2 separate regions of the Mus musculus genome follow, and region 2 is linked to region 1. Evidence: chromatin contacts called from ENCODE Hi-C or POLR2A ChIA-PET data. All regions are on one chromosome and are shown on one strand. The core of a region is the stretch at or near the end of the contact, and the rest is flanking DNA. Distances in the headings are between cores, read along the strand shown.

Region 1 (5,053 bases), core at 649-3,148:
ATAGGGAAAAAAAAAAGAAAGGAAAAAAATTCTATTTATGTTTTCTTGGTTCTGATAGATATAAGAGTAGTCAGCATGTTTTTAATTAATTAAAATTAAATCAGATAGATAGAGAAATATATAACTAGCCCTGGCTGTCCTAGAACTCATGCTGTAGACCAGGCTGGTCTCAAACTCAGAAATCTGTTTCCCTCTGCTTGTCTCTTGTCTCTGGGCTGTGCCACCATGTCCAGCTTAATTTTTTTAAGGTTACTGGGCTAACAGGCAGGTAATCTGGGTGCTAGTTTTGGTAGTCATCTGTCATTCAAGGTCTCATTGAGGACAGTCTCAATTTCTTGAGCTGTGAATGAATCAGGCTGGATCTCAAAGAACATTTAGAGCCAAACTAATTTATGACACAAGGAATTTGGCCAGGCCTGGATCAACTTTTTATGATAATAAAGAATGAATTCACAAAGCAGAAACATTCAGTAACTGAGCAGAGGGCTTTGCCATCGCTCTTTGCAACCCGAGCAGAGACAATGTGTTTCCTGTCCTTTTCACAAGTTGCCATGGGAAGACCAGGGAACAGAGAGGACAGGGACAGGATGCCCTTCCCTTGCAAGTCACTCATCAGCTTGTATCTTGACTCTCTTTTTTTCTTTTTTCATGTCCACCAGATCAAAACAAAATTACAATTTTTTTTTGTTGGAGTGACAGATAAATAATTACTTAATTTCGTTTTCATTTCTTAAATGTTCTTCAGGCACATTCCTTTCTCCAGTTGGTGTAGTGTAAATTTATAATGATAATAGTTATCAGGGTACTCAGAGAGGGAAAACACTGGCAAACCACTTAGAAGGAAAGGATTTTAGTGTGCCTTTGGTGTAAAGATCAATTGCCCAAGAAATTAGGAAAGCGACAAGTGGGAAGGGGAGGTTCCCGGGTTCAGGAGTGCAATAGAGCAAAAAGGGACTTTGTTCCTTCTGATTGTAGCCCTTAGGGCTCTGTGACTCTATATGTATGTCAACCTCCTTTTGATGACAAGAACTGTGACATCTATCTTTATATTCCTGGCACGGAATATTACTGACAATAAAATACTTGTTCAAGCGAATTGAGTGAAAACTGCCGCAAAGATGGGGGGAAAAATGAGATTGGACAGGCAGCACTTCTTTATTACTGGAGATCTAAAACTTTGGCAGAATTTACAAGCAGGATTAGCACAGAGAAAGGGACTTTTAATACTAATATTTCAGACCAAGTGTTAAACTGGAAATTAGAAAAAGCCCTCATGGCAAATGTCGAACCTTAGCAGAAAGAGAGAAGACCAGAGTTCCTCCTCCTAAGGGAAAACTGGTCTGTTAACAAGCACTGAGCCCCTCTGGGGATGAATGGTAGGCTCGATGGCAAGCCGTGGTCCAGGGGTGTCGAGGCTTTGATGAACCCCGAAAAGGGCGACGAGGGGGCAGACGACCGGATGGCTTGCCCAGCGCCTATTTCTTAACAAAACGACCAGGAAGCCCTAAACTAAGTGGAGCTAGGGCTGGTACTTGGCGTGATAACTTCCGCGTGCGAATATGCAACAGGGAGCGCCGCTCGCGAACTTCCGCATGAAGGGAGCCTGCGGCGGCGCGACCCGAGGGGCATCGGCTGGCCGCACTGCCGAAGAGGAAACCCGCGGAGCCGTCAGGGGAGGGCGTGGCGAGGAAAGGGCGTGGCTTCGGTCCGGCCTCCGAGAGGCGCAGGCCTACAGGCAAGCGGGGTTCGCCACGCCCCGGGACTACATTTCCCGGCAAGCCCCGCGGGCCGCAGTTGACCCACTTCCCGGCCCGTCACGGGCTCGCCCGGCCCCCGCGCCCGGGCGGCTGCTCCCTGCTGACTGGGGTGTGGGCGGGGAGCGGCGGAGGGAGGAGGCAGAGCTGGCCGCCGCAGTTTGCCGCCGCTGCTGGGCGCCTAGGCAGAGAGCTCCCCGGGGTTCGTGCGGCCGCCATGGACGAGCAGGCGGGGCCCGGCGTCTTCTTCAGCAACAACCACCCGGGAGCTGGCGGTGCTAAGGGGCTCGGGCCTCTGGCGGAGGCTGCAGCGGCCGGAGACGGAGCGGCTGCGGCGGGGGCGGCCCGAGCTCAGTACAGCCTCCCGGGGATCTTGCACTTCCTGCAGCACGAATGGGCCCGCTTCGAGGTGGAGAGAGCCCAGTGGGAGGTGGAGCGGGCGGAGCTGCAGGTAAAGACCCTCCCGGCCTGGCGGTCCTCATCCCGCCTCTTCTCTCTCTTCAGCCCCGCCCCAGACCCTTCGCCCCCTCCCCCAGCCCGCTCGCGCCCCCTCCCCCTTGCCTTGCGCCCATCACTTCCAGAATCTCATCCCCCTTCCTCCAGTCACCTTTGACTTTTTTTTGCTGATCCCACTTCCTTGAGCCTGTTTTCCCACTCCTTCTGATCCATTTACCCTCCCGGCGGCTGTTTTCCCCACTCTCAACTCCGGTGCTTATTCCTACTGGTTTGCCATGCCACATTTTGGGGTTGTCTGTCCCTTTCGGTTTACTGATTGGGTTGACAGTAGTTTTGAGAGACTCCGAGCAGATCATCCTGGCTCAACCTGACGCACCCTAGGTCTAGAGACGTTCCTCGCAGAAGGGTTTGGCAGTTGTCTATCGCTCACTCTGCAAGGAAGGTGACCAGAGAAAGCAACACAAGTTGTATCAGTGAGGCCTTGGCTTTCCTCGAGAAACTGATGTTACTAGCAGTGTCAGCTCCAGTTTTATGTCTGAAAATGTTTCCCTGTCTGCCCTTTGACCCCATCCCGCATTCGCGTTTGGGTTAGACTCATAGGTTTCAGTGAAGGATTTGATTGATGGGAGTCAGAAAATGGGCAGAGGTGGGACATCTTTTCACAGAATCTCAAACTTCCCAAGAGTTGATTTGTATGTCCAGAGCTTAAAAGGAACTAAAGGGGCTTCAGGGCTACGTTGCCCCCTTGCATAACCTGCCAGATAAAGCATGCTTATCTGAGAGGAGCTCTTGTGCGCCAGAGAAGCATGAAAGGTTGGTAACTCACTGGTCACTCTGAGTTGGTAAGTAGGTTTACTGTGACTGTTTATAAAACTTCCAACACATACACTAATTTCCAGAGGAACTCAAAGAGCTGTGAATTGTGCCTCTCTGTTTTATGGGCTAAATCTGTATGCTTATGAAATTTGAGTACAGTTTTAGTTTGTTTGCGAAGCACTCGAAGTGTGTTTCTTTTTTGGTTTTTGGTGGTTTTTTTTTTTTTTGGCACAAAATATGAAGAGAAAGAAACACTGAAGAGACTCGCTTGTAGAAGCGTACTGCTTTGAGAGATTGATGTGGCCACAGAAGGAGCAAACAGGCAAGGTTATGGTAAATAAGTCTCTGATAAAGGCTGGGCTTGAGTCCGGCTCTGTGACCTTGAGGGGATTCTGTGACCTCTCTGGGCTTCAGTTTCAACCCTTACTTATTCAGCACAGGTTCAGGGCTCAGTGAATGCCTGCCTTGTGTATCCAGACTCCGATTAACGAAACCTGCCCCCCTCATGGAGTTTCTGTTTTAATGAGAAGGCGGACAGTCAGTGGATAGAGCTGTGTGAACTAGCCCACGGTTATGTCTATCTCCGATGAAACTTAGGAATACAGGAGTGTAACCAACTTCGGGGCGGTGGGTAGGGCAATTGAATGAAGTCAGGTAGTGGCCTGTATGGTTTCTTACGTTTCTGCAGTTACATGGCTTGTATTCTTTGCTGACTTTCTCATCCCTACTGTTAGGTATGAGTCTATTTGATATTTGTAAGTCTTCCTGTGGTGACTGATCTTGTACTCAACCCAGTGACTTGAGAGTACGCAGAAATGGTCAGACATTTACCTGTCGTTACTGGCAACGCATTCTGTAAATGTGCTTATGGAGTTCAGGTCCAAGGGACTACTGCATGAGAGCTAACTCCATGCATGGTTGCTGCAAGTGATTTTTGTTTGTTTCTGTTTAAATTTTAGCATATTTTATAGTTTAGGGACTATAAAACAAATGACTCTAATCTGGTTAAAAACAAGCAATAAAATAATGTTTGCCTGAGCCGCGCATGGTGGCGCATGCCTTTAATCCCAGCACTTGGGAGGCAGAGGCAGGCGAATTTCTGAGTTCGAGGCCAGCCTGGTCTACAAAGTGAGTTCCAGGACAGCCAGGGCTACACAGAGAAACCCTGTCTCAAAAAAACCAAAAAAAAAAAAAAAAAAAAGTTTGCCTTCCTATGTGTAGATGTATGAGGATCTACAGACTAGCCTATGTTCATTCATTCTATTCTCTGAGGCTTAGAGTTTACAATTTATGTGTACATTTAACTAGTCTTTAATTTTTATACACACATCCAAATTAACTTCAGGTAAGTTTCATATTTTTCTTTACGATAAGGACACTACTTAATTTTAAAATCTTTTGATTTATGTTCCAGAGAAAGTTAGAAAAAAAATCATAGACTATTTTGTAAATATAATAAATACTATTATTATTGCAGGGTTTATATGTATGGTCTCTGTATCATTAACAGAATGAAAAAATTTAAAAACCTTGTACTTTAAATCAACATTAAATTTGATTCTCCCTTTCTGTGCCATTAGGCTTTTCCTGGGGTTGGGGGACAATGTAAAGTAAAAGAGATAAATGAGTTGTGATGACACATGCCTCTGTCCTTTTAATTTTTAAATCTCTTCTGAAGCCGTTAACACCAAAGTCAACAGAAGTGCCTTTAAGGTTCAGTCTCATTTGTCCCTACAGGAACCTGTCAATCCCGCTCTTTCAAGTTGTCAGGGCTGAGTTGTGAAAGGCAACCCAAGTTCTCATCTGTCTGGGCAGCCTGTGTCACTTCCTCCCTCCTTTAGATAATGGGAGTGAGAAGGGAGTCACAGCATATAAAAGCATTTAAAAAAAAATCTTTTTTCCTCCTTTCTCTTGTTAGTTAATAGACCATCCCCCCCACCAACCGTGAGAATTGGTGATTCAGGAGGGAATAGAGAATAGGGAATATCAAGGTATTGCTGAGTTTTGTGTTTGAGAAAGGAATTGAA
Region 2 (5,053 bases), core at 1,492-3,991, 180 kb before region 1:
GTCCTTACTGTGTGGTCCCAGGAAGCAACTAGTGTTTGAAACCAATAACAAAATAAGGTCACTTGCTCTAAAGTTGTAAAAACATCACAGAATCTATAGGTTGTTTCACACTTGAATTTTTACTTGAAGAAAAACATACCTTCCAAAATGAATGGAAATTTCTTGCTCATTGTTTGTCTGAAATCTGATATTAAAAAAAAATCACTGTATTAACATATTAAACAACAATTTAGTATATTAGTGTCTATTAGCATTTTGTACTAAGGTCCATCTACTAATCCAAGAAGTAAATCTTACAGGATAGTATACAAATTACATTCATCTTAAAATATAGCCTTTATCGTTTTGTTTGGTTTTTGTTTTTCAAGGCAGGGTTTCACAGTAGCCCTAGATGTCCTGGAAATCACTGTAGACCAGGTTGGCCTCGAACTCACATAGATCCACCTGCCTCTGCCTCCCGAGTTCTGGGAGAGGTGTGCACCATCACTGCCCACAGCGGTGTTAGCTTTTTCTACAAGTAAGTATGACGGGCAGGCTGAGCTGCCTCCACCCATTCCGTTCAGTTCTGAGCCAGAATAGGGACGTCTGTTCTACCCTTCCCAGGTAAAACCCAGACACTCCTAGTCTGCAGGTACAATAACAGCCTCGCTCCCCTCCTGCCCATAAAAACGTCCGATACCTTCAGTCTCAAGAAACATTTTTGCCCAGAAATGTCACCAACATTGAGTGCATCCCCTGCTAGAAAACAATTGCTGAGCTGAGTTTACCTTGGCTGGAGTGCATCTTTTTAAACAGACAGTAAGCTCCAGCGACACCCACAAGCTCAGCTGCTAGCACTCCTTTAAAGATCTTCCTCGCCAGCGGTTCCATGATCCGAGCCATCCTACATTAACAACATGGATGGATGAGCATGTTTAGATTTCTGTTGCCACATCTATAAAGAAAAACCTCCACCCCCAGTCTCAGTGCTTGTATGAACCTCAAGGGTAGTATGTGTTTCGTTTAGACATTCCTACATGCAGTTTCCGATCTCCATGCCTAAGGAGTGTGATAAACCACAGAAATTCTGAGAAGGTATAGAGCTCTTTACAAAGCAAAACTGGAGGAACTAAGGCTTTTTAGTGTCTGTTAGAGAGAAACTTTTTAGCTGACCTAGGAATTATAATACAGTCTAATAATAGGAACAGCATTGGAAGGCCCTTTTGGAGACTGCCCTGCAAGAGGAAGGTACTTTTGTTAAGTTGCACCACAGTTCATGCCTTTCCTAGACGGATATGAAACCAGACGGTAGCAAACCAGTCTTGGCTCTAAGGCAGTCTCAGTGTTGGAACACTTCAATGCACCATCCCCAAAGCAGCGTGCGTTCCTAAGCCTTCAGACCACTTCCCAGTCCCCAGATCCTGATTCAGCAAGACTAGGGTGGCAGGCACCCCAGTAATCCCCCCCCCCCCCGTGAAGTCACTCCAGGTTTTATACAAAGCCCTGGCCCATGGGGGAGAAGTTGACTGGTGGTGACCCAGTCCATGGCAAAGCTTCGAGTAACTGAAGTCTTCCCCCCTGTACGCAGAGACAAACCGAGAACGGGAGCATGCAAGCTATTAGCATGAGTAGTAGGCTCAGTTTCCAACAGTCAAAAGAAGGTGTCTTTGAAGAACCGTTATCCAGTAAATAAGGTTTTGTCTTGCTAAATATGCAAAAGGTAGCTCAGGCTTTATAACTAACTCCCTATAACCCCAAACTACTAAGCTTTTGATCTAATATTCTGATATTTTCCCACTGCTCAATGCTGAGACAGGCTGTTCTTTAATGTTCAGGATCAGCCAGTCCTTTCCCCTGCTTTTACGTCCCTTTCATGGTATCTAAGCATGAAAATAATTAAACACTATCAGGATTCGCCTTGGACTCTGTTACCATGTGTCCCTCCTCCAACGTTCGTTTTTCACTTTAGTAATGGGAATTACTCAGGGACCAGAAAAAAAAAAAACTGTATTATTCTCATTTTTAAAACGAAGCAAATAAAAAACTGGGGAGGAGGCAGAAGGGACAGCTGTGTTCCTCGATTTCCCAGTACTCTGCTAAATCACTGACGGTCCCGCTCAGTTCTAAGTTCTCAAGGGCGGTTTTAAGGTTTCAGGGCGAGGACAGGGCACACCTGCCTGCATCCTGTTCCACAACTTACGGGATCTGAGCGAAATCTTTTTTGATTGGAAGAGAGTGATGCTAAGATATCAAACAGTCCAAATAATGATATTAATAAAACACTTAATTTCTTAAAAACTGATGGACGTGCCACATTCCAAAGCCCTGCGCTTCGGGACTTGTCTACTTAATAATAAAGCACGTTTGTCACCAGAGACACACTGTCCAGACAAGATGGCTCAGGGAGACCAAAGACCACGGAGCCTTGTTGCACAGGAGCGCCTGGGGCTGCAGCGCAGGAGAAGCAACCCTGCGTGTGCTCCAGTGTAGGCCCGAGGGAGGAAAGGCGGCGCTGCGACCGGGGGCTGCTGCCCTGCAAGGATCCAACAGCGAGCACCCAGCCTTACCCGGGGTCCTGGTCCCAGCATGCGTCGCGGCTCGGCGACCCGGAAACGCTCGCGCTCCTGCGCCTGCGGGGCGGGCTCGCTCGAGTGTTCCCCACACCCAAGAATGTCACAGACCCCACGCGCCACACATTGGGGAACAGAGGACAAGAAACACTGCCCGGTCCTTACCTGAGGCCTCCGCAACCCGACTGCGCAAGCGCACGGTCTTAGCGCCACGCCCCCAGCTTTAGCCACGCCCCACAGAGGAACCTGACCTAACTAGCTGTGGGAAGCTGGTATCGTTTAGGCAAGGTTATCCTGCCCGCGGTCACACCCAAGTAAAAGAATTCACATTTGAACCCAGGACACCATCTCCAAACTCTGCACATGGATCGTCTCTCCCACTCTAAACCCAAAATGTATCAGAACGGGAACAACCCATCGCCAGAGAGTGGCCAGAAAAGTGGGACCCTAAATTGGGATTTGCCCTTTAGCCAGGTTCCTAGACAATTCCTTTACACATTAAAGGTGAGAAGCGCTGTGCCTAGGTGCTGCCCAATAGTCAAGAAGAGGGCTGACCTAAGGGAAGGAAAGATAGGAGATGGGGCATAGGAATGCCTAAAGAGGGACCACGTGCATGACAAAGCCTGGAATGTCAGACTATATCCACTTTTATTAAAATGCAGTCTGTCCTCAGAGATCCACAGCCAGGGCTGCACGGAGAAACCCTGTCTCAAACAAGCAAACACAGGAAGCTATGAATGCTGCCCAACAAAACGTTCAAGGTAAACATAATGGAAATTGGGGGAGGGGGAGTGGCTTGGCTTGGCTTAGCTTAGCTTGGCTTGGCTTGACTTGGCTCACTGGTACAGCTAACTGTGCAACACTTATGGATCTTGCATCTTCGATTCCCTGTTCCTGTTGGTTCCGACTGTTGATTCGAACATCTGGACATGTCACTGCTGTTGCTAACCTGACTCTACAGAACTGTATCCATGAGGTGTTTGCCAGTGGATCCAACTACCGCTGCCTGCTAACCTGTGAACTGAACTGATTTCCAGACAACACAGAAGGGAGTTGCTCCAAAGAACCTTTCTAAACAGTTCCACTTCCCCCCCCCCCCCCGTATCCTTTCTTTCCCACTACCTCTGGTGAGTGGTGGGTTACAAGGAAGGTTAAAGTGTTTAAAAACCATCATTAAAAATGGAATTTGAGGGCTGGAGAGATGGCTCAGTGGTTAAGAGCACCGACTGCTCTTCTGAAGGTCCTGAGTTCAAATCCCAGCAACCACATGGTGGCTCAAAACCATAATGAGATCTGACGCCCTCTTCTGGTGCATCTGAAGACAGCTACAGTGTACTTACATATAATAATAAATATTTTTTTTTAAATGGGATTTGGAAAAATTAAAGTTACACCAGGGAGTACAAGTGTCAAAAAGATTATAAGGATTCAACAAGGTGCAAGGTGTGGCCTTGTTGAAGGAAGTGTGTCACTGGGGGTGTGATTTGAGGTTTCAAAAGTCCACACCAGACCCAGTCTTTCTCTTTGCCTATGGATCAGACTGTAGAGCTCTCAGCGACTTCTCCAGCTCCACCAAGTAGACAGTAAATTACCTCTGAAACTGTAGGTCAGCTCTCAATTAAGTCCTTTTTCTTTATGAATTGCCTTGGTTGTGGTGTCTCTTAAGAGCAATAACGCAATGACAAAGACATGGCTCAACTAGCCATTTTTATTAGTGGTCTTTTTGACAAATGCAATGTCATCCAAAAATGATGTATTTAGTGTCCTTAGAAGACACAACTAAATCAAGGAACTTATATGGCGCAATAAAATATATGTTAAGCCCATTTTCTTTGTCCACCATCAATATATCTCCTTTGGTTGATACCCCATTAATGGCAGGTAAAAGAGAGAAACACATTTGTAAAACCAATAGAAGAGGATGCAAAAGCCACCCTGTGCTTACATGTAATGGAGTATCATTATACAGCACATCAAGAACATGTATGCACAAAAGCATGACAAATGTATGTTATGAAAATCCTCAAAACCGTGGGTTTCATGGAATGAAGGAATAAATAAGCACCAGTCCCAGGAGTTCTTTTAAAACATTGACACTGACTAAAACTAAATCATTTACTTTTCATAAATAAGATGACAAAGTTAAAACCAAATGATAAACAGATTTTATTACTTGAGACATGTGATCAAGTTGCTTATGGTCTCAAAACTGAATTTACTGCGGAACTTGATGAGGCAAGCTACCATACAGATTTAGCATTCTTACCAGGGATCCCCCTAAGTGAACCATGTGGAGCCAGGATCGCTGCAAAAAGCAAGAGGAATTTATTGTTCCAGTGCACTGGGGTCATCCCAGACCCGAAGGACAGGCAGCAACCACCATCACCAGTTAGGCTGTTTTTATAAGGTTTCCAGGGGCAGAACAGAGCATTAGCAACTCGGCACAATATGATTGGCAGAACAGTGCACCCTTTAAACTGATTAGTCTTTAGGGAATGAGGTGA

Evidence for each region. A loop is a pair of places that touch in the nucleus more often than their neighbours do. ChIA-PET counts read pairs that join two places held with the same protein, here RNA polymerase II (POLR2A).
Region 2: a map of T-helper 17 cell shows a loop between it and region 1 (2.4-fold over the local background). The contact joins the promoter of Cebpzos here to the promoter of Strn in region 1. A Hi-C loop is called at or near these places in 1 of 37 maps with a recorded cell type or tissue (T-helper 17 cell). POLR2A ChIA-PET finds 5 or more read pairs at or near these places in 1 of 5 experiments (embryonic stem cell).

The regions. Positions count from the first base shown.
Region 1 is chr17:78,733,406-78,738,458 of GRCm38, reverse strand. Strn (striatin, calmodulin binding protein) reads left to right here and starts at 1,898. Exons shown (of 18, transcript NM_011500.3): 1 at 1,898-2,205. The coding sequence starts at 1,972.
Region 2 is chr17:78,914,187-78,919,239 of GRCm38, reverse strand. It overlaps Cebpzos (CCAAT/enhancer binding protein (C/EBP), zeta, opposite strand), which reads right to left and starts at 2,741. Exons shown (of 5, transcript NM_001177403.1): 1 at 2,547-2,741; 2 at 768-883; 3 at 140-184. The coding sequence starts at 882. It overlaps Cebpz (CCAAT/enhancer binding protein zeta), which reads left to right. Exons shown (of 16, transcript NM_001024806.2): 16 at 1-237.